Regions from separate parts of the Mus musculus genome. Here region 1 is linked to region 2. A link is a loop called in an ENCODE intact Hi-C map of the cell type or tissue named here. Cell type or tissue: heart. All regions are shown on one strand. Each heading gives the region's core, and the rest is flanking DNA. Links, peaks and the distances in the headings are about the cores only.

Region 1 (16,505 bases), core at 3,663-11,662, 89 kb before region 2:
GAAGACATTGTGAGAAGAGAAATATGACAAGAATAGTACCTCAAGTGTCAGCTATGTAAACAGGGGGACAGCAGGATCCTTGGACTCAGGTTTAAAAAATCGTCCAGGACAGTGTGTGCTTATAATCTCAGGACTAGGGGATTCAGAGGCAGGTGGATTTCTAGAGCTTGCTCGCTATTCCATTGCGCTGGATTGAAGGTCTCCATGAGATGGGAGGATGAATCAAAAGACCACAGAGCTGAACCCCAGCCACCTGGGACTAAGCTTCTATTGGAGAAATGACCTTGAACAAGTGACTTTACCTACTTGTCCCTAGGAAAACATTGTCTCTAATTTTGACTCTAGACATATTCAAGAAATTAATTTTTTTCATATTCCTTCTCTTCATTTCTCTTATTATTGTGCCTTTCACACAAAAAGTAGAGTTTAAGAAAGGGATAGAATCTTGGGTGTGGCAGCACACACCTGTAATGCCAGCGCTTGTGAGGGTGAGGCAGGGAGATTACACGCTCAAGGATGGCTCAAGCTCTATAGCTGGATCCTGTTTGGTTGTTTATTTGTGTTGTGTTGTGTTGTGTTGTGTTGTGTTGTGTGTGTGTACATGTATACATATGTGTGCACTTGCCCATGTGTGCACATGAGGAAGGCAGAGGAGGCTGTCACAGTCTTCCCCTTTCATTTCTGCTGCTTTGGCTTCATCTAGGGTCTCTTGCTGAACCTGAAGCTTGCACCTAAGCTACGCTGGCCAGAAAAGGATATGACATTCAAAGGAGCTAGAGTTACAGGTGGTTGTGAGCCATGCTATACAGGTGCTAGAAATTGATGCTGGGTCCTTTTCAATAGCAGAAAATGCTTTGACCCGAGTCATCTCTCTAGTGCCTCACTTTAAAGATGATTTTTAACTATAAAGGCCACAAATAGCCATTTCAGCAAGACAGGATTCTCGTGTTTCTGTCCCTCTGTGCTTGAGGTTACAGGTACATGTATCCATGTTTAGCTGTTATATATAGATCTTGGGATTTGAACTCTGGTCCTCATGTCTGTATATGAAACACTTTTGCTCATAGTGCCCTCTCCCCAATGCCAAGACACTGTTTCAAAAAAAAGTAATAAAGAAGATAATTAATGATTTCTGATTACTTAGCAACTAATTAAGTAAAGGTTTTAATGCATTTCATTTCTATATCCTTGATTAATATCCATGTCTTAAAATAATAAAAAACCTAGAAGACAAACATAGTGTTTAGAATCCTGATTCTACAGTACCATCCAGGAGTCGAGAGATGTAAAAACTTGTGTTTGTCTAGTACTTAGTACATAGTGTAACATCTGGTCCACCAAGGATGCTTTGAAGATTGATGGCTCAACACTAACAACACTTTATGTGTGAAACAATTGACTTAGAGTGATTAAGAGACTCTTTCAAGATCACAGAAGTAGTAAGTGACAGGCCCGAGACTAGAAGTCAGAGGTCATATGACCTCAAGGCCTGCTGCTCTGTAAATCCAACAACTAGACATCTAGCTGATGAGTGCAGCGGCAACGCCACTGAATAGTAGAGAGAATGACCTGAGGCCTGGAGACCTATCTGGATCAAAGTCCAGCTTTGCACTCTTACAAGATGTCCAAAGTCATGTCAATGGTCAGGGTTACTGTTTGCGCATCTAAAACCTGGAAATGAGACACATGGCTCTCAGGTTGATGGGGAAAAATGTATGAGCTAATATAGTAAAAACTATACTGCGCCTGACACACACAAGGAATTCCGCAAAATGTACACCCCTTGCTTCCCCTTCCTATTTCTTTTAGAATAAGAGATGAACATTTTCCCATGGGGGTTTGACTACATGGCTAGATAAATTCCCATTTGTTCCCAAATGAACTTCTTTGCCTAAAGATTTGCATCAGAGAGGCTGAACAACAGCCCATCCCCAGCTGTTCACAAAAACATTTAGAAAAAGCAACACAAATAATACTAAACAGATAGTCCCAAAAATTATATTTGTTCTTACTTAAATGGTGTGTGTGTGTGTGTGTGTGTGTGTGTGTGTATCTGTCTGTCTGTGTACATGTTGGAACTAATTTTCAACAAAAGAGAGAAAAGAATGAAGTTTGATGTTTGATACTTTGGAAATAACTGAGGAAGAAGGAGAGGGAGGTGGAGGGAGAGAGGGAGGGAGGGAGGGAGGGAGGGAGGGAGGGAAAGCCCTGAATTCTGGCCTTCCCCTCTCTCCATCCTTTTTCTTCTACATTCCACAAATGGAAGACTCCATACTGCACACCTATGAGATCAACCTAGACAGAAATTCTCTCATTGATCACCATGCTTTCATAGGCTGATAGGGCCTCCGTGCTCCAAAAGAAAACATTTCCCCACAAATAGAACTTTATCTCACAGACTACAACAAAAAAATTTTGCATCTACACTAAAATTGGATTATATAATGAGGAAAATTATAGATCTGTGTCATAAGGAACAGCTGAGCTTTGTATTATACTTTTTTTTGTTTTAGTTTACAAAGTGTTCTTTCTTTGCAGGACATTTTGTGAAGTTCCTCATGAGATGATGTAGATGATGCATGATGGAGATGTGCAGTGTACCAGGCAACCCTTGTCTAGATACGAAGCCATAGGAACTATTGATTTTCAGCAATCTGGGTTTAGGGAATGCATAATTATTCTCATTGCCTTTGGTTATGAGTCTTACTCTCATTTTAACAGAGAAAGGAAAGTCCTCAGAACCCATATCTGTGTAACATTAAAATTCTGTCTGGGAAGCTCTACCCTCCTCACGCTGACCCTGTCCTTTATGTCATGAGAACCTTTAGCCCCTTCTTGGAAGACTCAGTTTCCTGTGTTGCAAGGTTTAGGCAGGATTCTCATGGCTGTACTGTTTTCAGATGTGTCCTGCAGAGAGAGGACAATGCTCTTTATGGGTGAAGAGCTTACTTTTATCAGAAGCAGAACCACAGTTTAAATCTTGTCACCTTGGTATTCCATTCTACTGAAAATTCCCCAGTTAAGGCACTCACAGAGATCAGCCTGCCTCTGCCTCCTGCCTCTGCCTCTGCCTCTGCCTCTGCCTCCTGCCTCCTCCTGCCTCTGCCTCCTGCCTCTGCCTCCTGCCTCTGCCTCCTGCCTCTGCCTCCTGCCTCTGCCTCCTGCCTCTGCCTCCTGCCTCTGCCTCCTGCCTCTGCCTCCTGCCTCTGCCTCCTGCCTCTGCCTCCTGCCTCTGCCTCCTGCCTCTGCCTCCTGCCTCTGCCTCCTGCCTCTGCCTCCTCCTGCCTCCTCCTGCCTCCTCCTGCCTCCTCCTGCCTCCTGCCTCTGCCTCTGCCTCTGCCTCTGCCTCTGCCTCTGCCTCTGCCACCTTTGCCTCTGCCTCCTCTGCCTCTGCAGTGCTAGGATTATAGGTTTGCATCACCATGCTTGCCTAGAATTTCTATGTGGGTTCAGGAGACTGAACTCAGGTCCTCATGCTTGTGTGTCGAGCACTTTTCTGACCAATCTATCTCCCCAGCTTGAGTTCTAAGTTCTTACTGTCAGTTCCAGAGCCATACCACAGATGAACCAGAGCCATATCACAGAGGGACCAGAGCCACACCAAGATGGATATTTATTCACTTCTTTTATTAGAAATCAAAGTACGGACTGATACGAGTCAGAAGCCAGTGGCCTTTGGAAATTAAACTTGTCATTTGGACCTTGCATGTTTCTGGCGAGCAACTCTAACTCTCTGTGTATGTGCAAGTGCTGCATCTAAGACAGGAAGCTCTCCCAGTGAGGCCCCTTCACTTGGGTGTGAGAGAGTACAGCATCGCCACTGCAATGTGCAGTTGGTTTGCACTTGTGTGCAATCATGTGGCCCAGCAAAGGAAAACCCCAGAGCCCCCATGAGCAGAGTACAATGTATTATTTCTTTGAAACTTCATTACGTGTAGATTAACCTCTGCAAAATGTCTCCATCACATGGAATTACCAGGAAGAGGCAGAAACAACAGGAAAGCAAAGCCATGGATTTCCGAATGAAAATCCCCAGGGCTTACTTGCGTCTCTCTTTAGATTACCCACATGAACATTTTATATTGGAGGATTGAGGTTTCACTACCTGCCCATGCTTTCTTCATCAGACATTTTTTTACATTAAGTAAAATTTACATTCTTTAACAATATAAGAGATACCAAGGAGGGTGAGGCACTGTCCCTTGGATTGGCTGGTGTCACTTCTTTGAGAATAAATTCCAGAGTGGAAATAGAATCATGAAACTGACACAGCCCCCAGTCCAAGAAGTGCATAGTATATTGGGGAGATAAATCATATTATTATAATTTATGTACTATAAAGGGCTATTTATTATTGTTGTAAATGACAAGCCCTTTATAATAGAAGTGATCCATGAGCTCAAGAACTTGGGGAAAGAACTTTTGGTGATGTCTTTCTGCCTGGATCATGAAGGACTGTCAGGATGCCACCAGAAAACAGCAGCACTTTAGGCACAGAGAACAACTCCACCAATGACTCAAAGACCTGAGAAGGTTCCTGGACCTGTGGAATGGCTGCTTTTCCAGTGTGGCTTCTAGCTACAGGCTCACAGAATATGGCTGAGAAGAGGCAGAGGAAGTGAGTTTTGCTTCCTTTATATACAACATGTAAGAACTCTTACATAAAGTAAGAGTCCTGTGCTGGACTTCTAGCCTTTATTTCCTTTGCGTTTGTGTGGCGGGGGGGGGGGGGGGGCGCAGAGGAGTCGGGGGAGTGTCCTGACACCCAGGTGCACATAGACCATGAGCCTATGTGGAAGCCACAGGACATCTCTGGGCTATTCTCCTTAGAAGCCATCTACTTTGGCTTTGAGAAAGAGTCTCTGTTTGCGTACAGAGTCACCCATGGTCTGTGAGCCTGTAGCTTAAAGCCACACTGGAAAGCTGCCACCCCCAAGATCCAGGAACCTTCTCACGCCTCTTCTGTAACTAAATCACTGCTGTTTTCTGGTAACATTCTGGAAGTCCATCATGATCCAGGACAGAAAGAGTGACAAGTAGGCAAGGCTGGCTGGTGAGTTCCACAGATTCTTTACTTTTAACCCCCTCAGTGCTGATATCATGAGCAAATGATACTATGCTCAGCATTTTTATGTGGGATCTGGGTATCAAACTTGAGTCTTTATGCTTGCAGAGAAAGCGTTTACTGACTGAGCAATCTCCCAGCCCTGGCTTCTTACCTGTACAAAGCCCTAGACCCATTTATCTAACTGGTCCTTATTGCCTGATGCACCATAACCAAACGATCACTTTTAGTTTGCATAAAGCTACAGTGTTAGATGGAAGCGTTTCTCCAATTCTTCCCCATAGAATTCAATTCATAGCGAAGGCTGCTGAATTTCCTGTAATACCCTGTGTGCACAATTAAATTTCCTTCAGAATGTTTCCAGTAGTTATGTCTTGCCTTGAAGGAATGAATCTTCTTTATGATCCGATCAAACCCATAGTGTTTTTTCATGACTTAAATCTCTTGTCATTTAGAAATTCAGTAATCTAGAATCCTTTACCCACTTCATCTATAAACGTTCTGCACATGTATAATCATGCTAAACTACCCCTGACCAAAGTGTTGTAACTTTCCAAGCCCACAGACAACAGCTGCCTATCATGGTGTGTGTGTGTGTGTGTGTGTGTGTGTGTGTGTGTGTGTGTGCTTGTGATATGTATGTTTGTGCTCATGTATGTGTGGGGTACAGGTGGGAAGACAACCTCCTGTTCTCCTGCATTCTTTGTCAAGTACCATCCACTTAGTTTTCTGAGACAGGTCTCTTGCTGTCCTGTTTTTGCCATGTATCATAGGCTGACTGATCAGAGAGCTCCAGGGATGCGCCACCTCCACCACCACTGGCTGGGATTGAAAGGGGCTCTGCTTTTCCACATGGTGGCTTGATGCTCTCAAAACTAGCACTTACCCACTTTACCCATCAAGGTATCTTCTAGGGCCTTTAAGGTCATTTTAAATTTCCCCAATTTTATATTCTGTAAGGAACTCAGTTGCATTAATTTCTATGAAAAACGAAAAGAAAGGGACACATGGGGAAATCCTTTAGAGCATGAGCAGTGGGAGAGAAGTAGCTAACAAGAGAAATATATGAGCTGCTGATGGATCATCTCCATCCCTGCACACAAGCTGCTGCCTTATCGGCATTTGTTATTCTCACAACAGAGACACAATCCATTGGACAAGAGACCTAGTCAATACAATTGAACTTTGCAAAGTACCACCCTGTCATAATAATGTACTGTAGAACGTATGCCCACAGGTTTACATAACACGGCTCTTATCATGTGAGATTTATCAGCAGCCATGTTTTTCTCAGTAGACAGGAGCCCCATGAAGTCAGTGGTGGAAGAGTCTTGTTAATCACCACCGAGTGTCACGTGCTATCTGTGATGCCTTGTAGGAAGGAGGGTGATATAAAAAGATGCATTGTGACATGACTGTCAGAAATGCTTAGAGGATGATGTACTTGCATTAAATGGTTTTGAAAGTTGGATTGACATTAAACACTCCACAAGTGAAGTGTAGGGGGTGGGTAATAACAAAGTATCCAATCCGGGAAGGAACTGTCGAAGCCTCTGCCAGTCCCCAGCTATTTTAGACCTGGCGACAGAGAGCTTAAAGTTAAAGGGAGGTGGTTGGTGTCTCCACTCCCAACTGCAAATACAAGAAGCTAGGATACTCAGACAAAAATGTGCCCAGCCATCCCACCCCGCATAGAAATGCCATTCCCATGACAGTCCTTTCTTTGTAAAGCACAAACAGCTTATAATGACACCAGCACATCACTCACTTGCTCAGTACTTTCTCGGCTGTCTAATCTGTCAGAAGTGTAAGGAGCAAGAGGAGGTCCTTCTGTCTGTACTCTCTTTCTGGATGTTTATATGTTCAGTAAATGTTCCACAATAACAGTGGCCACATTTGCTTGTGAAAAGGCCAGTACATTTTATTTTGCAAAGCTGGTGAGTGAGCTTTATCATAACAGTGTTGTCTTGGAGGAGAGAAGATGAGAAAATAGTCAAGTGTCTTCTGTTGGTACATTAATGAGGGCTAAAATGGTGGCCTGCATTTAAAGGAATATCTCTAAATTTTTACAAAAAGAGGAGAAGGAAAGAGAGAGGAAGAAAAAGAAGTAAAGGAGAAAGGAGATATATGTTGATAGAGAATTGCTTTATAATAATAAAAATAGAGCCAGCACCGATGCACCTTGGGCGCGGAGTCTGCAGACACCCCCAAGGTCCCCACAGGTCTCTCCATGGGACCTCAGGACCTATGGTGAGTGGAACACAACTTCTGCCAGGAGGAAGGTTCGAATACCAGATATCTGAGCACCTTCCCTACAAGAGGAGAGGTTGCCTGCAGAGAGTACTCTGACCACTGAAACTCAGGAGAGAGCTAATCTCCCAGGTCTGCTGATAGAGGCTAACATAATCACCTGAGGAACAAGCTCTAACCAGAGACAACTATAACAACTAACTCCAGAGATTACCAGATGGCGAAAGGCAAATGTAAGAATCATACTAACAGAAACCAAGACCACTCACCATCATTAGAACGCAGCACTCCCACCCCACCCAATCCTGGGCACCCCAACACACCTGAAAAGCTAGACCCGGATTTAAAAGCATATCTCATGATGATGGTAGAGGACATCAAGAAGGACTTTAATAACTCACTTAAAGAAATACATGAGAACAAAGCTAAACAGGTAGAAGACCTTAAAGAGGAAGCACAAAAATCCCTTAAAGAATTGCAGGAAAACACAACCAAACAGGTGATGGAATTGAATAAAACCATCCAAGACCTAAAAAGGGAAGTAGACACAAAAAAGAATACCCAAAGTGAGGCAACACTGGAGATAGAAACCCTAGGAAAGAAATCTGGAACCATAGATGCGAGCATCAGCAACAGAATACAAGAGATGGAAGAGAGAATCTCAGGTGCAGAAGATTCCATAGAGAACATTGGCACAACAATCAAAGAAAATTAAAAATGCAAAAATATCCTAACTCAAAACATCCAGGAAATCCAGGACACAATGAGAAGACCAAACCTACTGATAATAGGAATAGATAAGAATGAAGATTTTCAACTTAAAGGGCCAGCAAATATCTTCAACAAAATTATAGAAGAAAATTCCCAAACCTAAAGAAAGAGATGCCCATGAACATACTAGAAGCCTACAGAACTCCAAATAGACTGGACCAGAAAAGAAATTCCTCCCAACACATAGTAATCAGAACAACAAACGCACTAAATAAAGATAGAATATTAAAAGCAGTAAGGGAAAAAGGTCAAGTAACATATAAAGGCAGGCCTATCAGAATTACACCAGACTTTTCACCAGAGACTATGAAAGCCAGAAGAGCCTGGACAGATGTTATACAGACACTAAGAGAACACAAATGCCAGCCCAGGCTACTATACCTGGCCAAACTCTCAATTACCATAGATGGAGAAACCAAAGTATTCCATGACAAAACCAAATTCACACATTATCTTTCCATGAATCCAGCCCTTCAAAGGATAATAACAGAAAAAAACCAATACAAGGACGGAAACCACACCCTAGAAAAAACAAGAAAATATTCCTTCAACAAACCAAAAAGAAGACAGACACAAGAACAGAATGCCAACTCTAACAAAAAAATAATAGAAAGCAACAATTACTTTTCCTTAATATCTCTTAATATCAATTGACTCAATTCTCTAATAAAAAGACAGACTAACAGACTGGCTACACAAACAGGACCCAACATTTTGCTGCTTACAGGAAACCCATCTCAGGGAAAAAGACAGATACTACCTCAGAGTGAAAGGCTGGAAAACCATTTTCCAAGCAAATGGTCTGAAGAAACAAGCTGGAGTAGCTATTCTAATATCGAATAAAATCGACTTTCAACCCAAAGTTATCAAAAAAGACAAGGAGGGACACTTCATACTCATTAAAGGTAAAATCCACCAAGAGGAACTCTCAATTGTGAATATCTATGCTCCAGATGCAAGGGCAGACACATTCATTAAAGAAACTTTAGTAAAGCTCAAAGCATACATTGTACCTCACAAAATAATAGTGGGAGATTTCAAAATCCCACTTTCATCAATGGACAGATTGTGGAAACAGAAACTAAACAGGGACACAGTGAAACTAACAGAAGTGATGAAACAAATGGACTTAACAGATATCTACAGAACATTTTATCCTAAAACAAAAGGATATACCTTCTTCTCAGCACCTCATGGTACCTTCTCCAAAATTGACCATATAATTGGTCACAAAACAGGCCTCAAGAGACACAAAGGTATTGAAATTGTCCCATGCATCCTATCAGACCACCATGGACTAAGGCTGATTTTCAATAACAACATAAATAATGGAAAGCCAACATTCACGTGGAAAATGAGCAACACTCTTCTCAATGATATCTTGGTCAAGGAAGGAATAAAGAAAGAAATTAAAGACTTTTTAGAGTTTAATGAAAATGAAGCCACAGCATACCCAAATTTATGGGACACAATGTAAGCATTTCTAAGAGGGAAACTCATAGCACTGAGTGCCTCCAAAAAGAAACAAGAGAGAGCACACACTAGCAGCTTGACAACACACCTAAAAGCTCTAGAAAAAAAGAAAGCAAATTCACCCAAGAGGAGTAGATGGCAGGAAATAATCAAACTCAGGGGCGAAATCAACCAAGTGGAAACAAGAAGAACTAATCAAAGAATCAACCAAACTAGGAGCTGGTTCTTTGAGATAATCAGCAAGATAGATAAACCTTAACCAGACTCACTGGAGGGCACAGGGACAGCATTCTAATTAACAGAATCAGAAATGAAAAGGGAGACATAACAACAAACCCTGAAGAAATCCAAAACACCATCAGATCCTTCTTCAAAAGGCTATACTCAACAAAACTGGAAAAACCTGGACAAAATGGACAAATAGACAGATACCAGGTACCAAAGTTAAATCAGGATCAAGTTAACGATCTAAACAATCCCATATCCCCTAAAGAAATAGAAGCAGTCATAAATAGTTTCCCAACCAAAAAAAAAAAAAAAAAAAAAAAAAAAAAAGCCCAGGACCAGATGGGTTTAGTGCAGAGTTTTATCAGAGCTTCAAAGAAGCAGTTCTTCACAAACTATTCCACAAAATAGAAGTAGAAGGTATCTACCCAACTCATTCTATGAAGCCACAATTACTCTGATACCTAAACCACAGAAAGATCCAACAAAGATAGAGAACTTCAGACCAATTTCCCTTATGAATATCGATGCAAAAATACTCAATAAAATTCTAGCTAACTGAATCCAAGAACACATTAAAACAATCATCCATCCTGACCAAGTAGGTTTTATTTCAGGGATGCAGGGATGGCTTAATATATGGAAATCCATCAACGTAATCCATTATATAAACAAACTCAAAGACAAAAACCACATGATCATCTCCTTAGACGCGGAGAAAGCATTTGACAAAATCCAACACCCATTCATGATAAAAGTCTTGGAAAGATCAGGAATTCAACCTAAACATGCCCATACCTTAATATGGTAAAAGCAATCTACAGCAAACCAGTAGCCAACATCAAAGTAAATGGTGAGAAGCTGGAAGCAATCCCACTAAAATCAGGGACTAGACAAGGCTGCCCACTTTCTCCCTACCTATTCAACACTGTACTTGAAGTCCTAGCCAGAGCAATTCGACGACAAAAGGAGATCAAGGGGATACAAATTGGAAAGGAAGAAGTCAAAACATCACTTTTTGTAGATGATATGATAGTATATATAAGTGACCCTAAAAATTCCACCAGAGAACTCCTAAGCCTGATAAACAGCTTCAATGAAGTAGCTGGATATAAAATTAACTCAAACAAGTCAATGGCCTTTCTCTACACAAAGAATAAGCAGGCTGAGAAAGAAATTTGGAAACAACACCCTTCTCAATAGTCACAAATAATATGAAATACCTTGGCGTGACTCTAAGGAAGTGAAAGATCTGTATGATAAGAACTTCAAGTCTCTGAAGAAAGAAATTAAAGAAGATTTCAGAAGATGGAAAGATCTCCCATGTTCTTGGATTGGCAGGATCAACATTGTAAAAATGGTTATCTTGCCAAAAGCAATCTACAGATTCAATGCAATCCCCATCAAAATTCCAACTCAATTCTTCGATGAATTAGAAAGAGCAATCTGCAAATTCATCTGGAACAACAAAAAACCTAGGATAGCAAAAAATCTTCTCAAGGATAAAAGAACCTCTAGTGGAATCACCATGCCTTACCTAAAGCTGTACTACAGAGCAATTGTAATAAAAACTGCATGGTACTGGTATAGCGACAGACAAGTAGACCAATGGAATAGAATTGAAGACCCAGAAATAAACCCACACACCTATGGTCACTTGATCTTTGACAAGGGAGCTAAAACCATTCAGTGGAAAAAAGACAGCATTTTCAACAAATGGTGCTGGCACAACTGGTGTTTATCATGTAGTAGAATGCAAATTGATCCATTCCTATCTCCTTGTACTAAGGTCAAATCTAAGTGGATTAAGGAACTCCACATAAAACCAGAGACACTGAAACTCATAGAGGAGAAGGTGGGGAAAAGCCTCGAAGATATGAGCACAGGGGGAAAATTCCTGAATAGAACAGCAATGGCTTGTGTTGTAAGATCGAGAATTGACAAATGGGACCTCATAAAACTGCAAAGCTTCTGTATGGCAAAAGACACCGTCAATAAGACAAAAAGGCCACCAACAGATTGGGAAAGGATCTTTACCTATCCTAAATCAGATAGGGGACTAATATCCAATATATATAAAGAACTCAAGAAGGTGGACTCCAGAAAAATCAAATAACTGCATTAAAAAATGTTGCTCAGAGTTAAACAAAGAATTCTTACCCGAGGAATACCGAATGGCCGAGAAGCACCTGAAAAAATGTTCAGCATCCTTAATCATCAGGGAAATGCAAATCAACACAACCCTGAGATTCCATCTCACACCAGTCAGAATGGCTAAGATCAAAAATTCAGGTGACAGCAGATGCTGGCGAGGATGTAGAGAAAGAGGAACACTCCTCCATTGTTGGTGGGATTGCAATCTTGTACAACCACTCTGGAAATCAGTCTGGCGGTTCCTCAGAAAATTGGACATAGTACTACCGGAGGATACCTCACACAATACCTCTCCTGGGCATATATCCAGAAGGTGTTCCAACTGGTATGAAAGACACATGCTCCACTATGTTCATAGCAGCCTTTTTTATAATAGTCAGAAGCTGGAAAGAACCCAGATGCCCCTCAACAGAGGAATGGATACAAAAAATGTGGTACATTTACACAACGGAGTACTACTCAGCTATTAAAAATAATGAATTTATGAAATTCCTAGGCAAACGGTTGGACCTGGAGGGCATCATCCTGAGTGAGGTAACCCAATCACAAAAGAACTCAAATGATACATTCTCACTGATAAGTGGATATTAGCCCAGAAACTTAGAATACCTTAGATATAAGATACGATTTGCAAAACACATGATACTCAAGAAGAACGAAGACCAAAGTGTGGACACTTTGCCCCTTCTTAGAACTGGGAACAAAACACCCATAGAAGGAGTTACAGAGACAAAGTTTGGAGCGAGACAAAAGGATGGACCATCTAGAAACTGCCATATCCAGGGATCCACCCCATAATCAGCCTCCAAACGCTGACACCATTGCATACACTAGGAAGATTTTTTTGAAAGGACCCTGATATAGCTGTCTCTTGTGAGACTATGCCGGGGCCTAGCAAACACAGAAGTGGATGCTCACAGTCAGCTATTGGATGGATCACAGGGCCCCCAATGGAAGAGCTAGAGAAAGTATCCAAGGAGCTAAAGCGGTCTGCAACCCTATAGGTTGAACAACAATATGAATTAACCAGTACCCTGGAGCTCTTGTCTCTAGCTGCATATGTATCAAAAGATGGCCTAGTTGGCCATCACTGGAAAGAGAGGCCCATTGGTCGTGCAAATTTATATGCCCCAGTACAGGGGAATGCCAGGGCCAAAAAGTGGGAGTGGGTGGGTAAGGGAGTGGGGGGGGGGTATGGGGGACTTTTGGGATAGCATTGGAAATGTAAATGAGGAAAATACCTAATAAAAATAAATAAATAAGTAAGTAAGTAAATAATAATACAATAATCTGTCAAGATCACTGAACTACCTGGGGTAGGCTGAGTGATTTCTGTCATTATGAGATGCTGTGGACACAATGGTCCTTCACAAATCCCTCAGTCCCAACACTAGAATCATTGAATCTGCTACATTGCATTGCCAAGTAACCTTTCAGGTGCAAACATTAAAGATTCTAAGGTGAGGCGAGTAGATAGTTGTCCACATGGGACCAATATAATTCTAAGAGTCTTCCTCAAAGTAGGAAAAAAGCAGGAGAAGAAGGTAGAGAAATGAAATGGGATGTGGAAGTGTAGGATTGATCAAAATAGAAATGTGGGGACAGCTCACCTTGAACAGAGAGGATGAGTGGGCCATGAGCCAAAGAACGAATGCAACCTTCACAGGAAATATCATCTTCCCTCAGATATAGAAAGAATGGTCACCTCTAGAATGGCCATGTGTAAGCTGTTGTGTGTAAGTACTACAGGTGTAAACTTCTATGTGTGTAAGCCACTAAATTCATGTTCATTTTTTAAAAGTGAGAATAGGAAAGTATTATAAAAAATTTCCACTTTGCTTTCCAAAGTTTTCTGGGGCCACTTTCAAGATAAAAATGTTTGTTGCTTCTTTTATGTAATTATATCCATGCATTTTAAGAAATCAGATGAGATCCATTCTGGTGCTTCAACATTATGAAAAGGCTGCTTGCCTTCTGTTTGCTTCTCAGAAATCTGGAAGATATTCTGCGTTGATGCTATTTCTCACATACTGGTTTTCTGTGTGTGTAGTGTATATGTGTGCACATGTGTATGAGCGTTTGTTGGCTGTGAACAAACACTCTGTAGAGGCCAGAGGTTGACTTTGAGTGAGTTATTTTTTTTTTTTTTTTTTGAGACAGGGAATTTCCCTGGAACTGAATTCACTCCCCCTCCCCCCTGTATTGCAGGTAAGCATAGTGAGCAAGCTATGGGATCCCCCTGCCTCTGTCTCCAATAGAATACTGGCACATCTGGCTTCAATTAGTTATGTGTGCTTACCCTCTGAGCCATCTCCCAAGCCTCATTCTCAAATAATGTTTGAGAATTGGCATCTACCATTGATGACTTAGTCTTTTTCCTTATATTTTTGCACTCTGAAGAAACATTTAATGTAGTATGAGACAGATACTTACACACAATCTTTAAAGAGCCACTGAGTAATTACCATGTGAGGTGTCACCTCAGAGGTAGAAAGGGCAACAATAAATAAGCTAGACATACATGCATATGTGCATAATCATAAGCGAAAGGACTAAGTGTCCCCAATTCAGCTATTGTGTAAAAATGACAGGACTTAGAAGTTTGAGTTGTATTGGGAAAGTGCTGCAGAGAAGGCAGGCCTTTGTATGGCTCTTCTTTTGTTTAGGTTTCCTAAGGTCAGTAAAACATGAGTCAGTGGCTGTGGTCATGTAAATATGAGACAAATCTAGAAATAGTAGGTGTGGTGATTTGAATATGTTTGGCCCAGAGAGTGGCACTATTAGGTATTGCCTTGTTGAAGTGGATGTGGCCTTGTTGGAGGAAGTATGCCACTGTGGGGGTGGGCTTTAAGACCCTCTTCCTAGCCTCTTGGAACATAGTCTGCTTCTGGCTTCCTTTGGATGAAGATGTAGAACTCTCAGCTCCTCCAGTGCTGTGCCTACCTGGACAGTGCAATGCTTTCTGCCCTGAATATAGAATAGACTGAACCACAGAACCTGTAGACCATCCCCAATTAAACACTGCCCTTTATAAGAGTTGCCTTGGTCATAGTGTTGCTCCAAAGCAATGGGAAGTTTAATTCAGAAGTTGGTACCAGGGACTGGGGTATTGCTGTGATAGGCCTGACAAAGCTGCTGCTTGGAGGATGTAGATCTTGAGACTTTGAATTTGGAAAGTGGTGGAATGGTTTAAGAGGGGCCTAATGGATCATCTTAGTAAGACTAAGATGGTGGTACTGAGGGTGATTTAAACCGTATACGTGCTGGCTCAAGAGTTTTTCCAGGAGAAGCTGCTGGTATGTGGCTTAGAGACTGTTTTGGTGATATTTTGGTGAAGAATGTGGCTGCTTTTTGCCCTTACCCAAAGAGTCTGCTTAAGGCTAAAGTGAATAGAATTATATTAATTGCGTTAGCAAAGAAAATCTCAAAAGAGACTGGTATAAATTCTGTTGTGTGGCTACTAAAGCTCACTCTTATAAAGGGCATTTTGATGAAAAGGAACAAACTAGGGAAGGAAAAATACAAAAGGTTCCAACAATAAAGGGACACCAGGAAGTAGAATGGAGCTGAATCTTATGCTCAAGGAGACAAACTGATTAAGGGAGTGGTAACCTTGAGGCAAGATCCCACCCTGCTAAACTTATTGTTCATGCTTTTACAGTTGAACAAGGGACTTGGTTATTGTTTTTATTTGGACTTTTAATCTGAAATGAACTACAGTCCAGAAATAGAGAGCACAGCTATGATCAAAATCTTGAGGTTGGAAGACAGAGGGTTTTGATCTGGATCTTGAGGAATAGTGGTCCTGAAAAGCTTGGGCCCAGGCACTATGGTACACACCTTTAATCCCAGAATTTAGGACACAAAGGCATGCAAATCTCTAAGTTTAAGGTCAGTTTATGGAGCAAGGTCCAGGACAGCCAAGCTTAGGCAGTGAAGGAGTTGGAAAACAGAAAGCTGGTGATAATGTAATAGAACATGGGGCCATGTTCCAGCTCCAGTAAAGCGGAGAACTCAGCAGCATCAGCCATGTGGCTGAGCCAAGAGTATAAGGGGTTACTGGGACAATTGATGCTAGTTAGCTGGAGCTAAGAAATTGGTGGTGATCAAGATGAGACCAGCACCACTGAGGTGAAATCTTCTGGGAAGTGTTTTCTGAGGGCACAAAAAAGCTGTGTTCCAGAGATAGCCAAGGTTGTACCTCATGCTGCAGCTGAATTTGTTAATGTGTACGAATCACCCAGGTGGTACTGGTTTTGAGGGCATGAAAGGGTCATGGAGAGCAGCTCAGGTCTGGCCCTGTGAGAGGCCAGGAAAGGCTATTGGTGAAGGTATAGCCTCATTTGCAGTTGATGGTCCAGGACTGAAGGGGTCATGCAAAGAAGTTGAGGCTCAGCACCATGAGAGGCTATTATTGGTGAAGCCTAGCTGCTATTAGAAACTCCAGTTGTTAGAAACTGTTAGAAATGCCTGTACCCTGGGATGCCTTCAGGAACAGAAGCAGCAGTGGAGTGGAGTCAACCAGACCCTGGAGTGTTAAAGAGAGCAGAGCTGTAGATGTAACCGA
Region 2 (16,505 bases), core at 4,378-12,377:
AAGTTTAATAGTTTCTAACAGTTTAGGCCACTAATAGTTCTGGGGTGACTCAGCTCCCGTGAAACTTTCTGCTTGAGAAAGTTTAAGCAGCACACAAATGTGACAGTGAGGTCCAGCTAATATCAGACCACAGTGGGCCTTACAGCTTGATGAATATCTCTGTTCCTGAAAGATGCATGTTTCTTCTATAAATAATCCAAGGATGTCAAGAATGTATTTCCTCCTTAAAGACCAAAAAGTCTTTTGTTTAAATTTATTTTTAAGATGCAGAGATTAGGAAATTTAGCAATCCAGTCTCTCAGCCTCTGAGGGAGACTAGCCAGAACTTTCAGCTCCGAGACACAGTTGGTCAGATCTGCATCCACACTGACTAATCTTTGGTAATTTTCCACTCTCCTGAGTTTCTGAGGCCTGGAGCACCAGCCCCACCCTTAATTCCATCATTTTCCCTTTAATATGCTCAGTCTCCCTATAGAAATCAAAGTAAAGTTGGTACTGCATTGCTGGATACCCTTGTGTGTTGCAGAAGCAGACTGTTGGCTTAAAACTGCACTTAGCACCACATTAGTGTCTGGCTTTACTTATCACTGACAGTCATTTGGCAGAGGTTCAGACCTGGATCTGATAATGCTTGACCCCTGGATGAGACAAGGGGACTTTCTCTATGCTTAGAGACCCCTGCCTGATCACCATGGGCTTGATCCTCTTGGTCTCCAGCGATTAGTCCTTCTCCGGACCCAAATGTCCCTTAGAGCAAGCACAGTGAGGAGAGATTTTGTGCTAAGGATTCTGAGTATAAGCCCTGAAGCTAAGTTCATCTCTGGTAGTTTCCTGCAGGGACAGAATGAGCTGCAGGCCTTCCTTGCTATACACTTGTTTCCAGTGGGGATCTACTCCCTAAGCCTAGAGCTGGAGTTAGTACTATGTTTCCCTCCCAGTTCATTATGAAATCTCTTTTGTTCTACTTGATTCTTCTCGTCCCACAGAAACTTTCCAGCCTACGCTATGAAACTTCCCTCTCGAATTCCTGCCGATGCTGTGCACCATCAAGGATTGTACCCTGTTCTCCTACTGATGGGATGGTACCAGAGTGGTTTGGAATCTAGATCACTTCTGTAGGAAACCTTCTCTCTCTTCCCTTCACCTCTGGTTGTCTCTTTCACATTTCCCTGGGTCGTCTGGTATGTCTCCTCCAGGCTGCTACCTTCTCTACTCCTTGCTTCAGTCACATCTGACACCCCACTTTCTGTCTAACACCCCACTTCCAACAGATTTTTAGGTCTTGAGTGAGAGACTGAAGGATACCCAAGAACAACTACTCCTCAAAAGAAATCTAATGTTGTTAAAATCAACTGTTTAGTGCTTAGCATCCTTAAGATTTCCAACCTGAAGCAGGAGGATAGAGCTTCCTCTGCAGATACCTATGTTATGGTTACCACCCTCTTGAGCAGGCCGACTTTAAGTTGCCTTCTCGGGCTGAAAAGCAGTTTGGATACACATAAAAGGCAGTGTACAGAAGAGTGGCATCTCTTACATAAACAACTTAGTTCTGCACTGTTGCATTTGTAACTGACTCGTGAAACAAAAATATTTGTGTGTTTGGAGTAAGTTACCAAATTGTTCTGTGTACCATGTCCCTCAAAGGCAATAGTAGCATTACCCACTTTCAGAGGCTTCTTCCAAAGACGTGAGAGAGTACAATGGAGTGCTTAGCACAATTCCTGGCACAGAGCAAGAATGGGAAGTTCTCCCAGTGGTTCCCAACCTGTGGGTCAAAACTCCTTCCGGGGTCGCATAGCATATACTTACACTATGATTCATTACAGTAGCAAAATCACAACTATGTAGTAGCAGTAAAATAATCTTATGATTGTGGGTCACCACAACATGTGGAACTGCATTAAAGGGCCACAGCATGAGGAAGGCTGAGAACCAATGAACTAATAACCTCTAAAAAGATGAATTTCTGCTTATCAGATGACCAGCCTGCCTCTTCCCCTTGGATACTCACAGTTTCTACAAACCCTCCCAAGTCATTCTGTAATATGAACCAAAAAAGAATCTCCACATGGATGTTTTAAAACACATACAGGAGGCTCTCCTGAACAAATTTCGAATTCATCTCAGGTTTATCAGGCATGTGAAAGGGAAATGTATATTAACTGATATATATATATATATATATATATATATATATATATTAACTGATATATATATATATATATATATATATATATATATATATATATATATATATCACACACACACACACACACACACACACACTCCCCTTGACATGTACTAGTTTTATTAGAGGGGATACACTTCTCACAAGGTAAAAGCTTGCTTTGTTAGTGTTTCTTGACTCATCCAAACATTTAAGGGATATGGTAAACAGACTAACCATCTTTTTGAGATCAAGTACTCATAGCTTCAGACATTCCTGAAGTCTGAACCATCTCCCAGGCTTTTTAATGCTTTCCCTAATAATGAGGCAAGTTTATTAAGGCATGCTACCATATGAGATTAGAAATCATAGGTCCAATTATCTGTCCAAACCACTTCTGTTTTCTTGTTGGTCACATCTTTAAGTCTCCATAATAGTTAAGGGTTCACCATGAGCCAAGTCCAGCTGACGTCCTGCTTTGTAAATAAAGTTTTATTGGCTCATGGCAAACCAGTCTCGTTTACTTTTTCATCAGCAGCTGTTCTGATGCTACCATAGCAGGGCTGAGCCACGGCAGTCCTTGTTCAGCCAGGAAATCTCAAGTATTTACTACTGGCTTTTTATAGATCAAGTTTGCTAACTTCTATTTGCTTGTCTAGAGAGAGAACAGTTCCATTTGAACAATAAAGAGGCCTGTTAGACTCTCAGGCAGCATCACAGAAAATTTCCATATGACTGAATCAAGTATTGGGAACCTGTTTGTTCTCATTCATTCATTCATTTGTTCATTCAGTTTTCATTAACTATCACAGTACCAAGCCACCATGTGAAAAACAGGGGAGTTATGGTGTGAATAAATAATACACACAGCTTCTGGCCATATAGAGTTTAAGTCAGATGATAGAGACAGTAACCAGGCCATTCATCCCTTCATTCATCCATGCCTTACTCTATTATTTATTTTCTGCTCAAAACCAGCAAGAAACTATTTTAGACATTGACTACACAGTAATTCAATCTACAAATTCACTCTAACGAGGGAGGAAGCGACAACAAATAATCAAATGTGTAAGAATATAGCAGGGCTTGGTAGTGCCACGATGGAAGTATGAGTTGAACTGTAAGGCCCTGACATTTTTATCATTAAAAAGGAGCTGAATATTGAATATTTTGCTGCTTTGGGGGATGAGCTGGAGAGTTTCATTGGGGTGATTTTAGGGTGGGAGCTGGGCAAGGCATCATTGATAGGACTGCCCTAGCAATAGCGGAGGAGAGACTTCCAGGCAGAGGATGCAATAACTAATGCAATTAAAGCACACATGAGCTTAACTGAATATGTGAGGAAGAGGAAGAACAAGAGCTGGGAGAGAAGGAAGAAAGACAGCTGGAGAGGTTGACACTGGTCTTGTCAGATAGGGGCAGGAGGAGGACACTGACTTTTCTCCTAGGAAAGTAACAGATCTGATGGTGGAATCGGGAAGGTTTGCATTGCCCACTTGTATGCAAAAACAGATGGAGAAGGAAAAAGTTGAAGCAGGAAGAAATGTTGGCAAAGAAAAGTCCATGAGAGCTTGTTTGGAGGTTCTAGCAGGGGAGCGCAGCTACTCGTATACCCTTGACCGAAGACCGGTCCTCCTCTATTCGGGGAAGGTCGTCCTCTTCGACCGAGCGCGCAGCTTCGGGAGGGACGCACATGGAGCGGTGAGGGAGGAAGGGGACACCCGCCTAGCCAGCCAGATCAGCCGAATCAACCCTGGCGATCAATGGGGTGACAGATGTCGCAGCCAGATCGCCCTCACGCCAGGGCCAAAGGGGGGGAGTGGGTGGGTAGGGGAGTGGGGGTGGGTGGGTAAGGGGGACTTTTGGTATAGCATTGGAAATGTAAATGAGCTAAATACCTAATAAAAAAAAATGAAAAAAAAAAAAAAAAAAAAAAAAAGAAAAGTCCATGAGAATAGAGATCCGTGTGAGCTGGAAAGTGTTTGGCTGTGAGTTAATATAAAGAACAAAGGACCAGGGAATGCTGTCTACTTTTCATATTTGAACACCAAGATGGGTTGTGCTGTGCTTCAGAAACCCACTAGAGCAGTAAGGGAACTCCTGGGGACCCAACAGAGAGAGAGTCTGCATCCTACGCAGCTTTTGACAGCAGAGCTTAGCCCACAGTGGGATCTGCCGGGAATTCAGAGCTGGCCTGTCTGTATGTGAGGGCACATGGAAGATGGAGTGAGGTAAGGGACAAAGTTCCCCCGAGAGAGGAGGTAAACACGGATGCTGTACCAACTACTTGACCCACTAAGGCGCCTGAGATTTCCAGTCCCTTCATCTCTCACACTCAATCCCTTCATTTCAATATAGGAAGAATAAACTAGGAATTTAGTTTAAGGTCACCTGAGAGGAGAGATGCAAGAATACAGTAGGGTGAGCGGCAGCCGTCTGTCCAGCATTCTAGTCCCTGATCAGTCCTCTTCACTAGTCTCTTTCTATTTACCTTTCAAGCAATGCTCATGAACAGGAAATTGTATAGTGATCAGGCTGTTTTGTTTTCTTCATTTTCTTTTATTCATAGTCCTACAATAAAAAACTTCTTCCTTTTACTTGATTCTGTAATATTCTTCCTTTCTTTCTTCTTCTTTTTTTTTCTCGTTTTTGTGAAGTTGTGGAGTCCATGCTCTCCCAAAGATCAAAAGTGAAGTCTCAAGGTGGGAAGTCGTTGGTGTGTCTTTTGGTTGCAGTAGGTTTCTCTCGTGTCACTTGGGTAGAGAGGAATGAAGGCAGCCAACAGCACTGTCCTTGCACTTGATCTTGCTGTATGTCAAACATGGAACCAGGATGGAGTTACAACTACAAAGTTCTGCAGAGGGGCTCATGACCCAGGGATGTGCCCTGAAATAATATATTAACCACCAAACGTATTGTTTTGAAGACTTGTTATAGTTAGTGTTTCTATGGCTGTGAAGAGACATCATGACCACAGCAATACTTACAAAGCAAAACATTTCATTCAGGATGGCTTACAGTTCAGAGTACTGTGGCAGTGCATAGGTAGACATATTCTGGAGAGTTAGCTGACAGACTCTATTCCTCGGAAACCATAAACCAAACTAAAACCTTTCTCCTGTAAGTTACCTTTGTCAGCGTATTTCATCAGAATAGCAGAAAACTAACTAGTACATCATATTTAAGTGGGGGAAATCCCTGGTATGGTGGTGTGCTCAGTTCTAGTGTTGTGGACGGACAGAAGGGTAAACCATTGGGGCTTACTAACTAGCCAGCATAGCCCGATAAGCAAGCCCATACCAGTGAGACACCCTGTCTCAACAAAACAAAACAAAACAAAACCAAGCCAAGCCAAGCCAAAGTGCATTGCAGCTAAGAATGACCCCTAAAGTTTTCCTTGGGCCTCCTTGAGTACATGACACACATGCCCAGTTACTCCTTGAGTACATGACACACATGCCCAGTTACTCCTTGAGTACATGACACACATGCCCAGTTACTCCTTGAGTACATGACACACATGTCCAGTTACTGGCACACACATGTGCTCTGACACATGAACACATACCTATATGTATATAGATGTAGACACATTCCCACAGAATAGCCAAAAGCAAGCTTCATGGTAAATGAGTTCAAAATGTAAATGAAATTTTAAAAATGCAACCACTTTATAATTTTTTACCTTGGAAAAGGACTCTACATAGTTAATAGGTTGTCTGCCAAGAAGAGGCATAGAGAATGAACTTGCTGGAGCCAAAGCATCCATGTAAGAATGTTTATCTTTCCTAGATCCAAATTTCTGCAGCTTCACTTAGTCTAACCACGAAATACTTATATAAGGGACACACTGATGAGCACAGCAACATCACCGGAGTTTTAAGTAGGTTAAGACAGGAACATTCCTTTAAAAGGCGTTTGAAGGACTGCATTTTTAAAGCTTGTCGCTATAGCCACATGCTTTTTTAAAGCCAGAACCCTGCCCATCTGCATGCACAGAAATATTAAGTTAATCACCCAAGAAGAGATTTTTGAAAGCACTCTTAAGATATCTTTTAGTCTTAGAAATAAGTCAGTCTTCGGGGAAAGAAGAGGCAAATGAAACCTGATTGTCTACTCCAGGAGAGCATTAACAGCAATGTCTTGCCGCATCCCAATTAAAAGGAGGGTCAAAGGTCAGTGAGATGGTTCAGTACGTCAGGGCACTTCCTGTCAGGCCTAAAGGAACTGAGTTTGATGCCCAGAAGCCACGTGGTAGAAGGTAGAAGGAGAGAACAGAGTCTTGAGAGTTGTCTACTGATTTTCATATATAGGTACTGGGTTCTCTCTCTCTCTCTCTCTCTCTCTCTGTCTGTCTGTCTGTCTCTGTCTCTGTCTCTGTCTCTGTCTCTGTCTGTGTGTGTGTGTGTATTTCACACGCATACACATAAAAATGAAGAAATAGATATAATTTTAAAAGTTAAGTTCAACCATGTAAACAAACAAACAAAAATCACTAAAGGATGCAGGTGCATAAAGTGAACCTCTTCATTGAGAAATCTTGGAATTTAATTAATAAAAGTAAAAAGCTGTACACATAAAGATGCTTACTGTGTTGTTGTCGTCATTATCAAGCCAAGGCCTGGAAATAATATAACACATAAATAAGACAACAACATATAATTAATATAGTAAATAATTATAATACCAAATAAGATAATGTGGCAATTTGGTGAGCATCACAGACCAGTGCTGCCTGTGGCCATTAGAGCCACAGCTATGAGAGGTGGCTGAATATGGATAGGCTGTATCTGGAAAAAGATTATAAAATAGCATATATTATATGATGTGTGTCCAGAAAGTTCCAGAATATATGAGTCAGGACCAGGGAGCAAAGGGGTAAGTGTGGCAAACTGAGCTTGATACCCAGATTCCTCATAAAGGCAGCAGGAGAAGGCCGTCTCCATGAAAGACATCCTCTGGTCTGCATGTACACGCCCTGGCCTGTGCCACCCCTCCCCCATCTCTCTCACACCCTATCACTTTTTGTTAATTTTCTAACTCTCACCCTAACCCAACAAGTAATGTAGAATAAAGAAAAGGAGAAGAATATTGATCTCATTTTTATTTGTTCTTGTTTATAAATATTGCTTTAGAAATAATAAAATCAGGTAAACCCTGAGGCAGACAGACCTCCTGAAAGAGTCGTAGAGAGCCAGCTATCATAAGGCTGGTTGGTCTGTAGTCATGTGCTCGTTTCTGCTCCTCCATGTTCTGTGCTTGTTCTGGTCTAACTCTGACTGAACCAAGTTTTGGAGGAGGCATTTGGGCAAGCATGAAAACCGACTAGAACCACTTCTAATAAATAATAATAATAATAATAATAATAATAATAATAATAATAACACCTCCGAATTTAACATTTTTATATTTTCAAAACTGTCTCAAATGCTTTCCCTGGGGAAATACCATTCACAGGAAAGCTAAACCTACCAATTCCTCGTGGATACTGCCAAAGGTGCAGTGTAGACTCAGTGGAGATGGTGCGTGAACTCGCCTGTTTTAGCTTAGGTTCTAAATTCTGGTGTGAGGAGGTCAGAGATCACTTTTTCCATTTTATTATTCGTTTGCTTAATTTCGAGATAGGGTTTGTCATCTGGCTTCAAACACACTTTGTAGCCAAGGATGATTTTAAACTCTTCCCCTACTTCCTGAGAGCTGGGGCTGTGGTCAGGCATGCTGAGTTTATGTCAAACTCTGGACCAAACCCAGGGTCTTTTGCATTCGAGATAAGCTGTCTACCAGTCTACCAGCAAGGCTTAAGTTACTTAGCAGCCCCAGTATTTACGAGAGAGAGAGAGAGAGAGAGAGAGAGAGAGAGAGAGAGAGAGAGAGAGAGAGAGTGAGAGAGAGAGAGAGAGAGAGAGAGAGAGAGAGAGAGAGAGAGAGAGCATTACTACATACATTCTACCTGATCAGTTGAGTTTGTATATGTCAACTTTTCCAAAATTGGCCTGAGACCGGAGTGGGCGGGGGGGGGGGGGGCAGAATTCACACGAAGGACACGCAGTTCTTTAGATTCTTCAAGTGTGAGCAGTAATGAGATCTTTTGAAAAAGTTTACTCTTCTGTGTGAGCTTCCAGAAAGTCCACCATATTCTACATCATCCCTTCAGTGGCCTCTGAAACAATTCAACCTCAGGACTCCTTTCTGAGCCGGAGGACCAGCATGGGGAGCATTGAAATAGCCCGGACCGCCCTGAAGGAAGCCTGTGTTCTCTGTGCTCTCCTGCAGCCAAACTCGAGGAGCACTTTCATGTGCCTGCCCCGTCTGTCTGCTTAAAGTTGTGCCTGTATCAGAACACTTGGGCCATGTTGGCTTGTCACTTAAACCCAAAGCAGGCACTTTAGAGAATGCCAAGCTCTTTTTCTCTCTCTCCCTCTTTAGCTGGTGGGGGGTGGGCAGGAGCTGGCCCTGAATTGAAATAGCGCGGGAAGAGAATGCGAACAGGCCTACCTTAACGCTTTCCAGCCTCTCAGGGAGTCCAGGTCAGAGATTAGGGAAACCATTGTCTGAGAGCTGCGGAAAGAAGGCAAACCGGAGAGCAGAGGTGCCTGACAGGGCGACAGGGACGCAGGCAGAGGTGGCTCTGGGCTCAGGCCGGAGCAGCAGCGCCCAGCAGCTCAGCTCTTCCTCCTTCCAGGACTGATAAGCGCTTGTCCTGGCTTCTCTCCACCCCCTGAATCAATCGTGTGCTCTATTACTTCCCAGACCGGTTCCAGCTCTCCACACCACCCTTCAAAAGCCCCTGTAATCTGCTCCAACTGATCAAATTTGACCTTTTTTGTAGCCCACTTTATTCCAACCAGAGTTCTCAGTTAAATCTCTCTTTATTAACTCCGTCCTCCTCGGCTTTCTTTTGGAACAAACAGGGCTCAAGCTTGAAGCTTCCAGACTTTAGGAGCAATCATTTACAGATTACCGCGGGCTGTAGCCTTCTCCTCCTTTGGGGGGATTCTCCTGCCTCCGAGATCTCCTTTCACATTCCCTTCAGAAGACTGACGAGGCTGCTTTCTTTCTGTCTCTCCCCGCTTCAGTCTGGGACACCAATACCAGGTTTAGAGCTTCCCTCCGAGGCGCAAACTGCATTACTGCTAGGGTTTGTTTTTTAAAAAATAATCTCGAGCCATACTGCTAACAAGCTCGAATTTACTGTGTTTTCTGGTGTCAATTTCCTACAGTATTTCCCTCTCCCTAGCCCCTCAAGCCCGCATTCTTTCTCTATTTAAATAACACAAAAGGGACATGCACAATCTCTAAAGATGAGGTGAAAATGTCAGAATGTCTACCAACTTTCCCTTCCTGTCCTTCCTTAATTTAAAATCAAACATCAGGTCCCTGAGATGGCCCAGTGGGTAAAAGCACTTTTTCCCCCCTTTTTTCCTTTTTTTCTTTTTTTGCCAAGTCTTTGATTTCTGGAACCCCCATGGCTAAGGAGAGAAGAGAATCTTGCAAGCTGTCCTCTGACCTCCACACAAGTGCTGTGGCAGCACACATACAGCCACACACAGCCACAGTCACATAGTCACACAGAAACAGACACAGAGACACAGAGACACAGTCACAATCACACAGACACAATCACAATCACACAGACACACACAATCACACAGATACACACAGAAACCGGCACACAGACACACACAGAGACACAGTCACAGTCACACAGAGACACAGAGACACACACCTACAGAAATAGACACACAGACATATGCACGCACGCACGCACGCACATATGCATGCACAGTGGAAGCAAGCATTTGAACAAACACAGAACTGTTTTCCTGTGGTGTCCATGGTTCCTGGCTAACCCTTCTGTACTGACAGGGTGAGGGATTTCTTTCTTAGTACATGGAATTCTTATTTTCTTGAGCACAGCCTCCTGGGCTTGGGCTCGGTCTTCTCTGGGGGATTTTCACTCTTACTAATGCTTCTCAGCAGCTATGGCAGGAACGCTTGCCCCTGTCACCTGTCCTCACAGGATCCTGAGGCAGACAACCTTGAAATCATCCGGTCCAGGCACTCAGGCTGTCAACGGTTTCGTTAGAGCCATGAGCCATGAATATCCTTCTTGTGTAACAATTTCCCTCTATTTCTTACTCTAATTTTAAAAAGAAAATTTCAGATCATTACCATACATGGAGAAACAGCTTGGACGAATCAAATTCTCCTGTGCACCAAGAGCAGACGGAGACCCTCACAGCGGCCTCTTCATTGGAAAGAAGTTTAGAGGCTGGAAAAAGCTTAGTCCTAGAGTTGCTGAGCTCTTGAGTAGTATAAGTGAGGTGCTGGGTTTGAATCCCCACAGCACTACCCAAGAGAAGAGGACTTCCTAGGTCACACTACCCAGCAAGAGGCATCCCTTAGGAGTACTAGATGTGATCCAGTGAGCGATCACAAGTGCCTTCTCCTGAAACCTGCAGGTGGTGGGGTGGGGTAGGGATTACACTTCCCCACGTGTTAGGTAGAACTCACCAAATATTAAAACAAAATAAAATGAGAGAGATGTGGGAGAGAGAGAGACAGAGAGAGACAGAGAGAGAGAGAGAGAGAGAGAGAGAGAGAGAGAGAGAGAGAGAGAGAGAGAGAGAGAGAGAGAATGAATCTATCTCAGCATCAGAGAGAGACATACTGAGTCTGCTTTTGGGAGCTGCTGCTCTTATTGTTAAACGTTCTTGTCACTCCATTTTAATTTCTCCTCTCCGTCCCTCTTCTCCGTGCTCCCCACCCCAGTTCTTAAAATAGTCAGTTAACCCTCAGTGTCCAGCTGCTTCCTTTCGCAGTCATAAATATCATCCTAATGGCTGTGAATGACACTCTTCAAAAGTGTGACTATCTTTATGCTAAAATTAAAAGACAATTTCATACCTTGTAAGAGAAAAAAAATCCACCGCCTCTCTGGGACTTCATGCTTCTATCTGGGCTGTTTGTGCCCTCCCAGTATGAAGCTGGGGCCATGTCATAATCATGTGTAAACATTTACATAACGCTTTTAATCCCCAAGTGCTTCATCCAGTGTGGCTAATAGCAGTAGCCTTCATATAGAGTTTACTTCCAAAAGGCTGCCAGCGCTCAGATAATTAATAAAGTGTTTCTCCCTTTAGAAAGTTAGCAAGAGAAAAACAAAAGATTATCATGAAATAGTTTCTGCAATTATAATGACATCATCCTTATCTCATTAGCCCACTGTACCACAGGGATCCAGGGCTGGGGAAGGGAGAGCAATGAGGCCTTAATATTTAGAGTTCAGGGTTAATGGGAGGAAAGGCGGGAGGAGGAGGGACCTGGCTTTGGGCCAAAGGACAAATAGATGAGCATGATTCTAAGTTGCAAAATAATTTATTTTGTTTTTTTCTTAGACAGGGTCTCACTGAAACCCTGTTTGTCCACACATACCTGTCCTCTAGTCCAGGCAATTCTCCTGCCTCAGCCTCCCAAGCACAAAGATTGCAGACCATCAGCCCACATGCCAAGAAAAATAGTCTTTTTGATCAGTGGGCTCTCCAAAACCTTTTAAAGGCAGGAAGTAGAATCTCTCTTTCAAACAGAACCTTGCATCCAGACCCAATAACTGGATAAAGCAAAAGTCTATCTCAAAGTAGAGAGCTGGGATGATTTCCTTGTGTGTTGGCACACACCCTCCTCGTAGTTAGGTTGTTTATGAGACCAGTAGAACTTTTCCCTTCCTGTTATAAATGAGGGCTCTGGGGCGTGAAGAAATGAAGCAACTGGCTCGATCCCTGGGCACTGTGCTTAGCAGTCATGCCTACAAGCCCACCTGGGCATTGGCAACCCCCTCCCTCTTACAGCATGACTGCACACAGGTAGAGAACACCTTCTTGAGGGTGAGGCTGGAGGCAGGATCAGGTCAGGGCCTCTCCCTGTTCCTCTCAAGCTGCTGGAGTGCAGAGTATCCTTGGACACCCACTTACTGGAATCATTTGTTTATAAATGATGCAGAACTGTGATGTACTAATTTTTTTGTTTTTAATTTTGAGATTCAAATATCTTACATGCAATGTATATTCATTCTGTAAACTGAGACAAATTTATCTTTTTTCTCTTTTCCCTCATGGTTCTGTTTCTGCTACACTGAATGCTCATACTGAATGCATCTGTTTTCTGTTCTGCTTTGGATTTTTGAGACAGAGTCCCTCTAAGTGGTACAGGCTGGCCTTGAACTCTCTGTGAGCCTCTTGCCTCAGTTCCCCAAGTCTTGGGACAAACCGGATCAATCTGCTAATTGTTAGGCCATTGGATTTTAAGTTTCCCATCAAGTATGAGTGTGCTTATGGCAGAGAAACAATACGTTGCTTTGTTCAGATTTGAGTCAGCTTATCTGGAACACAACAAGGGAACAGGAAACATCTTATTCTCAGAAGTAAAATGTTAAGTTCACCTTGAGAAGCTAATTTTTTCCCTCTGTATCACCGTGTGAATTGCTGTGAGGTATCATTTTAAGTTTTGTTTTGCTCAGTTTTGATAAAGTGACTCCTTCACATGGAAATTAATTATTGTGTGCATTGTTCAGTTTCAGACAGAGTCTGGCTCTGTAGCCCAGGCTGGCCTTGAACTCTGATTTTCTTTCGTGAACTCTGATTTTCTTTCGTATCTCGGCCTTCTGAATGCTGGGATTGCAGGCACAAGACACCGTTTTACTTTTTTGAATTCAAAAATAAAAATCTCTTGCTCTTTCATCTCCTCTTCTCAAGCATACATGTATGTCTATGCATATATGTATGTCTATGTCTACGTGTGTATATTTTTCTTTCTTTCTTTCTTTCTTCCTTCCTTTCTTTCTTTCTTTCTTTCTTTCTTTCTTTCTTTCTTTCTTTCTTTCTTTCTTTTTTTCTCTCTCTCTCTCTTCTCTCTTCTTTCTTTCTTTCTTTCTTTCTTTCTTTCTTCCTTTCTTTCTTTCTTTCTTTCTTTCTTTGTATGTCTCTGTATGGATGTATGCCATGTATGTCTCTCTCTGTGTATGTATATGTTTCTCTCTCCTTTCTCTCTGTATATATATGTCTCTCTATATATATGCCTGTGAGTATAAATCCTTGTATATCTCTTGTATATCTTGTATGCTTATTTATGTATGTGTGTAAGTTTGTGTTGTGTTTGTCTCTGTGTGTATGCTTCTCTCTGTCTCTGTCTCTGCCTCTCTATGTATGTGTGCTAGCGTAGAGGTCAGAGGTCAACATTAGGTAGTGTTACTCAGGTGCATATGCCTTGCTGAGACAGGGCCTCTCACAGATTTGGCTAGACTGACTGGATAGCAAGCCTTTTGGGTCTGGGATTAAAATGAGTATCATTATACCCAGGCTTTTATGTGGATTCCGGGGATCAAACTCAGTTTCTCGTACTTGAGGGACAAGCACCTTTCTGAATGAGCAATCTTTCCAGCCCTCACTTTAGAAGTCAGCTCTGAGATGGTGATGATTAAAATTAGAGTTTTTCTATATCATATATTCTGACTATAGCTTGCCTTCCCTCTACTTCTCCCAGTTCTTCCCCGCTTTCTCAGTTCTAAGTTTTTTTTTCCTGTGAAGAGAGTTCAGTGTAGAGAAGGCAAACTTCACTATTTCTGTCTGCTTCAAGAAAGCAACAAAGCCTTAGAGGGGTGGTGGCTCCATGGGCTCTGGGATGCTGGTTATGTGGGCAGCAGACAGACATGCAGAGTCCCAGTCAGGACATGGTCAGAAACTGGGACTCTGACTGCACAGGTCTCTCCTGAGAACCACGCTAAGAGGGGAAGTTAATGTCAGCCAGTAAGCAGAGAGTCTTGTTTCTGTGGCATCTTGGGTAGGTTTCCTGTGCCTGAACATGTATCGTTGGAGTCAAAGGCACAACACTGGAAACTCTCAGACACGTCAGAGGAGTAGGAAACACATGATGCACAAGGCAGACAGATAGAGAAAAGGATTCACCACCAACTGTAGTTAACCCAGCCTGCCAAGGCTTTAGGAAGGGACTCCTGGAGTCCCAGCAACGCTTTTCTCCTGTCAGCCAGTGTTCAGGTTTCTGGTAGTCAGGAAATTAGTTATTTTTATTTTTGTTGTGGGGTGTGTGAGTGGATTTCATATTCTCTAGGGCTGCAGAGATAAGAGAACAATTTCTAGTATTTGTCTCAGGTACGCTCCCTCTCTTGTTTGAAACAAGGCCACTCATTGGACTGAACGTTTAACAAGCAGACTAGGTTAGCTGGTCCTGAAGCGTCTGCCTGTCATCTTGCCTGTCGTCCATGCATGTGTTTGGGGGTTCAGGTAGGTTCTAGGATTGGGGTTCTGAACTGAGGCCTTCATGCTTAGGGGGCCAGGTGCTTTATAAGTGAGCTATCTTCCAGCCCAAGAATTTCTTTTAACTACAGAAAGAAAGAAATATTTTTTTTTGTCTTTTTGTTTTTTTTTTTCCTTTTCTGACTGTTTTTAAAAGAGTGTATGTGTGTGCCCGCCCATGCATGTGCGCACACATGTGTGTGTATTGACATTCCTAGTACATGCCTGTGAGGCATCTGTGTGCTGCAAGTAGAGGCCAAAGGAGACCATATCGTGTCTTTCTCTCTTGCTTTCCTCTCTATGGTCGTATGCAGGGTGTCTCACTGAATGGAAGCTCTCCACTTTGGATAGGTTGGCCAGAGAGTTCTCTGTGGTTGCATGGAGGCTCGCACAGGCTTTTACGTGACTGACGTGGACACAAACCGGGTTCTCCTGCTTGCACCCAGTCATTCTCCTAACACTGTTTTCTAATTTTTTTTTATCTATTTATTTATTTATTTATTTATTTATTTATTTATTTTGTTTTTTCATTTTAAAAAAACGTTCTTTTTCCATTTCTGATAAAATATAGTGTCTTCCTAGGACTCCGAGTTTCTTAAAAGTTTTCTTGTTTTGGTTTTGGAAAAGCTTGTTCCTCTCCTACTCGTTTCCGGTTCGCTACTTCCTGACCGAGACTGTGCAGGTCTGAGTGCCCTGGTCTTCCCCGACATCAGAGCTGCCAGATCTCACCTTCGCCTCAAATGGCTGAGTGCCTTCTCTGACGGATGTGGAATGACTAACTGGAAATGTGTTCTGCTCCTGGAAGAGAAGGCTTCCTGGGCTCGAGGATGTGTGAAAGTTTTTAAGTTGACAGATGGAAGGAGCTAAGAAACTTGCATGCTTTTCCTTGACCCTGGAACGTTCGAGGAAGCAGTACACGCTTTTTGTGGTACACAGCAGAACCCGGGACCGACCAGGGTCACCAGATAGAATATGGTATGCTTGGCTTATGCTATATTTCAGAGAAACAATGAATCATATTTTAATATAACGATGTCCCTAAACACTGTATAAGACATTAAAATTTTTGTTTAATTAATAAATTAATTTGGAAACTTCAATTTCAATTGTGGGCCTTGTATTTTCATTTCTGGGATCTGGCAATCATATAATAGACAAATTTTCTTCCTCCCTCCCTTCTCCTTCCTTCCTTCCTTCCTTCCTTCCTTCCTTCCTTCCTTCCTTCCTTCCTTCCTCCCTTCCTTCCTTCCTTCCTTCCTTTCTTCCTCCCTTCCTTCCTTCCTCTCCCTTCCTCCCTTCCTCCCTTCTTTTCCCTAAGAGAGGGTTTCTTTGTGTAGCCCTGGCTGGCCTTGAACTCACAGAGATTGACCTGCCTTTTTTCTGGGATTAAAGGCATGTACGATCACTGCCTATTGACAGACTAATTTTCAAATAGCATCACTATTAAGGTTAGTTTATTTATCTGGACCTAAAGGTTAGTTTATCTGGATTTATAATGGTTCTCTTAACGCTATTGATAGGGTACTGAAATATAATACTCCATTTTCAAAGCTCTGTTGTAATTTTAATTATTTTCTTGGAGCTTTCCAGTATATTAGAATCCCAAACACTCTAGGTTGTTTTTAACCGAAGAAGTAATTTAAAAACAAACAAACCTACAAATAAACAAACAAACAACAGGAAAGGAGAGTCAGTTAACAAGGCTGCTGCATCTTCTTGGTTTTGCTTCCAGCTTTTGCTGTCAGAAGCCAGCACAGGAAAGGGTTAACCCTTAATCTTCAGTTACACCGAATACAAGTTGTAGATATCCTCACTTAATGGTGTCTCTAGAACAGCGGGGTTTTTCTCCTTTAGATAAAAGAATGCAGCTTTAATGGAATTCCAAGTGCCTTTGTGCTTCCCTTGCAATCTCTGATACTATGAAAAACCCAGGGACAAAGATACGTGTTTTGGTGCTTTGTCAATGACTGAAGAATCACTGTTTCAGGACACTATAAACTAAAAAAAAAAAAAAAAAAAAAAAAGCCAAA

The links. Peaks named below come from ENCODE experiments on the same cell type or tissue, not always from the same donor. Only the 100,000 strongest peaks of a DNase experiment are listed, where the experiment ranks them.
Region 1: a loop joins it to region 2, with 2.6 times the contacts of the local background. A loop is called at or near these places in 1 of 42 quality-filtered maps.

Annotation. Positions count from the first base shown.
Region 1 is chr2:6,984,468-7,000,972 of GRCm38, forward strand. It overlaps a transcript of Celf2 not described here. Among named protein-coding and RNA genes, the nearest start is that of 5031426D15Rik, 64 kb to the left of the region's middle. In heart, for the core only: no CTCF peak of the experiment used is centred there; no DNase peak of the experiment used is centred there.
Region 2 is chr2:7,072,445-7,088,949 of GRCm38, forward strand. It overlaps a transcript of Celf2 not described here. Among named protein-coding and RNA genes, the nearest start is that of 5031426D15Rik, 150 kb to the left of the region's middle. In heart, for the core only: no CTCF peak of the experiment used is centred there; a DNase peak (open chromatin) is centred at 8,677; H3K4me3 peaks cover 1,765 bases; H3K27ac peaks cover 3,786 bases.